Regions from separate parts of the Homo sapiens genome. Here region 1 is linked to region 2. A link is an interaction called in ENCODE POLR2A ChIA-PET data of the cell type or tissue named here. Cell type or tissue: OCI-LY7. All regions are shown on one strand.

Region 1 (2,500 bases), 97 kb before region 2:
AGACAGCCAGATATAATGTCAGAAAAGGTTAAGGATTTTTCATACACTGTAGTGTTTACTGAGGCAAGGGATTTTTAAAATATTTTGGGTTTACGGTGCAAACTCTGATTACATCTAGAAAAATCATTTATGTTAAATGTTCAATTATCTCAGAATGCCAGGGAATGAGTGTATGTGTCTGTGTGTGTGTGTGTGTGTGTTCGTGCACCGGCTATGCTGCTTCCGGGATAAAGCATAGTTTGGTCTTGAAGAGAAAAAAATACCATATCATTAGTCTTGTTTAAAAGTATGGGAATTACAACTTTGTGATTAGACCAGGTTATAATTATAGGCCAAAGCAGGACAACTTAATGCAATTACTGTTGAAGCAATAACTTAAACTATCATACGCAAAACCACTGTCTGGAGTCTTAATTAGGAAAAAGGGATTAATGTATAAAAATTATTCATTCTGTCAGTTCCTTTTATTGCAAAAATAGGAAGGTATATTCACATAGGAATTAAATGCAAGAATAAAGGATCTGACCTGTACATTCATAACACAATATTATCAATGAGTACAGAATGGAAGGGGGTAGCTTAAAAAGCAAAATGAGTCAACTAAAAGCTCTTACTGCCTTAGAGAACATGTATAGTACGTCATTAGTAATGTTTATTAAAATTGAGTTTTCATTGGAAATACTTCCTGGAAATAGCTCAGGAAATTATTTCCAAATTTAAAAAGGTTTGCAGATTGAAATAGTCTGTGAACCCTTTTTCTAATAAAAAGCATACACAATTTACATGTTTGATATGATTTAATCCATAATCTATGTATCCAGGCCACTTAATGGGAAAAAACACAAAGAGTTGAAATCATTTGCTTATCATCATGTAGATAAGAAGCCAAAATTAGGAGTGAAGTCATTCTACATTTCTGCTAAGATTGCTGTGTGGCAGATATCTGGCTGCCCTGGAAACAAATCAACAGATCTGTAAAACACTCGAAGCCTGAGTGGCCTTCTTTGCCCAGTTAACCTTCTTCCACTGGGTATTCTCCACCTGCCAATCTGGTTTCCAGACTCCTCAAGCTCTTCTCCCTTTTTCGTGCCTCAGTTTCTCCCATGACATGAGTAACCTCTTCTGTGACCTCATAGCTATGCTCTGCTCACTCTTCCTCGAAATTCTCCTTTGACTTTTATTTAACCTCTGCTTGTTCTCTCTGTAAGTTATTTGTATTTGCATGTCTAGACAGCAAATCATCTGCATAGCATTTCATGATACCTTTCTATTAATTCACTATTCCAAAACCAACAGAACAGCATTATTATTTTGTACTGCATACAAAAATGACTTATTAAAAAAAGCCTCTCTGAATTGTCTTTCTACCCATCACATGTATCTAAACTTGACAAAATACAACATAGGGGATGAGAAAAAGAAAACAGAAGTGTAGAAAAATCTGTCTTTAGTGTTTTTAAACTTGCTTTGAAATACAAACATTTCTTGAAATGCAGAAGTGAAAGTGATGAATGTTAAGTGGATATTTTTTCACCTTAACTGACTGATCAGAAGAGTATTTATAACCCCCTAACTGATGTCTCGAGCTGATAAATCAACACCAGGGGAGAATATTTCAAGCACATTTATCATTTAAGACAAACAGCCTATACTGAGCATAATTACTTTTTATTCATCATTTTGGCTCACCTCTACATTTGCTCCTTCTCAATGTTAATAATATCTGTGTAAGACTTCTCAATATTTAATGTTACGGATTGCCTGTTGCATGCTGATGAGGTTAAGGTCATATGTTTGATCTCCAGAAGGCCAGTTAGCTTCTCACACACACACACACACACACACACACACACACACACACACACACACACACACATGAATAAATAAAAAAGAAAAAAAAAAGGCTCTGTCTACTTCTGAGGGAAGCCTGATCTTAGCTTCCTTGTAATACCCATTGCTGGTCTCAATATCATAAAAAATTACAGAATTCAAGGCTTAAGGGAAATTATGGGCAAGCTATTTTAATATACTGACCCAACTGCATAGAAGCTCACACTTAGCAGACAAAAGACCAGCAGCCTGGAGTGCCACCATTCAGCTTGGTTAACACCCGGCACAGTCCACCAGGTAACTGTTACCAGTGTCACCTCCAAAGGATGATGACATAAAAGAGAATCTTACCTGTTCATTCTCCTCTTCATCACTGCTTAGCTTAAGGTCATCTTCCAGCATTCTGAAAGAAGGAACAAAGAGGTACAAAGAGGTACAGATAGTTAGTGGATTCAGAATAATTCAGCACCAAAATATCACCTTAATGTTGTTATTAGAGCAACATTTTGGAAATAAGTCTATTTGATTTCCTATTTTTTTTCTTTCCTTCTTATGCACTTTTCCTCTGGTGCACTTAGGAAATAGTAGACAGCCCCATCATAAAAATTAACCCTCACAACAGTCATCAGCTAAGACGGGCAGCTTTCAGAAGATGCTGTGTTAGCAGGGA
Region 2 (2,500 bases):
AGCACTGTTCCAGGTGGCTACATTCTGGTAAAATGAGGTAGACAGTAAACATGTATATGACACTATGTAACATCACACGTTGTAACCCAAAGCAGCATAATTTGGCATAATGTAATATAACATAGTAACCATTAAAGCTGTGCATCAGTAAACTGGCCATCACCATCAGTGAAATGGTGAGCTGCAGCTGGGTGCGGTGGCTCACGCCTGTCATCTCAGCACTTTGGGAGGCCGAGGCGGGCGGATCACGAGGTCAGGAGATTGAGACCACGGTGAAACCCCATCTCTACTAAAAATACAAAAAATTAGCTGGGTGCGGTGGCAGGCACCTGTAGTCCCAGCTACTCAGGAGGCTGAGGCAGGAGAATAGCATGAACCCGGGAGGCGGAGCTTGCAGTGAGCTGAGATTGCGCCATTGCACTCCTCGAGGCATTTGGGATCACAAGCAGAGTGGGATGTCTCTGGGAATCCCCAGCCTGGAGCAGCTTCCTCTGACTTTGGTGGAGCCACATGCAGGGCTCAGGGCAACTTCTGCTCTCTATTCTTAACCTTCCTTAATTGTTGTGTCTCAATATTTTCAGTCTCAATTCCTGACTCAATGAAGTTCTTAATTTCATATGTGATCCCTGGTGGGTTTGGGACACATGATTTCATTTTAGTTTTTAATTGAAAAAGTATTTATTGAAAAAGTATTTCCATAATATTTTCTGCTTAAATAACATATGCTTCTGGTTAAAAAGTTAAACATTGCAAAAAAAATAGCAAATGCAGGAGAGTGAAACCCCCCAGGATCCTAACACCTGCAGATAATGTCAATGGTGACCAGTGTTAAGCACTGGGTACTTATCTGATTTTTATATACATGCACTAAGATGGGGATTATATTAATATATGTATATTTAATGAGGTCATACTGTTTGGTGATATACTCTTTTTCACTGAGCATCTTTCCCAACACAACATACAAATGGGTCTTCTTTTTTGCAGTTATTATTTTGGATTGGTTCATCTTAAAAGTCTTTCTACCTAAGAATAGTTTACACACCATAGTTACAGTGTTGCAATATTCTGTTTTTCTGTGTACTTACTGTTACCAGTGAGTTTTATGCCTTCAGTTGATTTCTGGCTCATTAATGTCTTTTTCTTTCAGATTAAATATCTCCCTTCAGCATTTCTTATACGACAGGTCTGGTGTTGAGGAAATTCCTCAGCTTTTGTTTGTCTTAGAAAGTTTTAATTTCTTCTTCCTGTTTGAAGGATATTTTCACCAGATACACTATTCTGGGGTAAAAGTTTTTTTTCCTTTAGCACTTTAAATATGTCACGCCACTCTCTCCTGGCCTGCAAGGTTTCCGCTGAAAAGTCTGCGGCCAGATGTACTGGAGCACCATAGTATGTTACTTGTTTCTTTTCTCTTGTTGCTTTTAGGATTTTGTATCTATCCTTGACCTTTGGGAGTTTGATTATTAAATTTCTTGAGGTAGCCTTCTTTGGGTTAAATCTCCTTGGTGGTCTCTAACCTTCTTGTCCTTGGATATTGATACCTTTCTCTAGGTTCCGTTATTATACCTTTGAATACACTTTCTCCCTATCTATTTCTCTCTCTGCCTCCTCTTTAAGGCCAACAATTCTTAGACTTGCCCTTTAGAGGCTATTTTCTACATCTTATACCTGTGCCTCACTGTTTTTTATTCTTTTTTTCTTTTGTCTTTGCCGATCATACATTTTCAAACAGCCTGTCTTCAAGCTCACTAATTCATTCTCCTGCTTGATCTGTTTGGCTATTAAGAGACTCTGATGCATTCTTCAGTATGTCAGCTGCATTTTTCAACTCCAGAATTTCTGCTTGATTCTGTTTAATTATTTCAATCTCTTTGTTAAATTTATCTGATAGAATTCTGAATTCCTTTTCTGTGTTACCTTGAATTTCTTTGAGTTTCCTCAGAACAGCCATTTTGAATTCTCTGTCACATACCTCTGTTTCTCCAGAATTAGTCCCTGACACCTTATGCCTTATCTAGTTCATTTGGTGAGGCTGTTTTCCTGGATGATGTTGATGCTTGCAGATGTCACCGGTGTTTGGGCACTGAATAATTAGGTCCTTATTGTAGTCTTTGCAGTCTGGGCTTGTTTGTAGCTGTCCTTCTTGGGAAGGCTTTCCAGGTATTTGAAATGACTTGGGTGTTGTGACTGACACTGTATCTGCATTAGGGGGCACCCCAAGTCCAGTAACATTGTAGTTCATGCAGACTCACAGAAGTACTGCCTTGGTGGTCTCGGATAAGATCAGGAAGAATTCTCTGGAATACCAGACAGAAACTCTTGTTCTCTTCCCTTACTTTCTCCCAAACAAATGGAGTCTCTCTTTCTCCCTGTGCTGAGCAGCCTGGGGCTGGGGGTGGGGTGACATAAGCACCCCTGTGGCTACCACGACTGGGACTGTGCTGGGTCACACCTGAAGCCAGCACAACACTAAGTCTTACCCAAGGCCACTCCCTGG

The links. Peaks named below come from ENCODE experiments on the same cell type or tissue, not always from the same donor. Only the 100,000 strongest peaks of a DNase experiment are listed, where the experiment ranks them.
Region 1: POLR2A ChIA-PET joins it to region 2 with 12 read pairs; 2 of 35 experiments call an interaction of 5 or more read pairs at or near these places.

Annotation. Positions count from the first base shown.
Region 1 is chr2:99,670,357-99,672,856 of GRCh38, forward strand. It overlaps AFF3 (ALF transcription elongation factor 3), which reads right to left. Exons shown (of 25, transcript NM_001386135.1): 12 at 2,182-2,233. Among named protein-coding and RNA genes, the nearest start is that of REV1, 180 kb to the left of the region's middle. In OCI-LY7, no CTCF peak of the experiment used is centred here; a DNase peak (open chromatin) is centred at 1,515; H3K4me3 peaks cover 1,593 bases; H3K27ac peaks cover 1,762 bases.
Region 2 is chr2:99,767,491-99,769,990 of GRCh38, forward strand. The region is part of intron 8 of AFF3 (ALF transcription elongation factor 3); the gene reads right to left. Among named protein-coding and RNA genes, the nearest start is that of REV1, 280 kb to the left of the region's middle. In OCI-LY7, no CTCF peak of the experiment used is centred here; no DNase peak of the experiment used is centred here.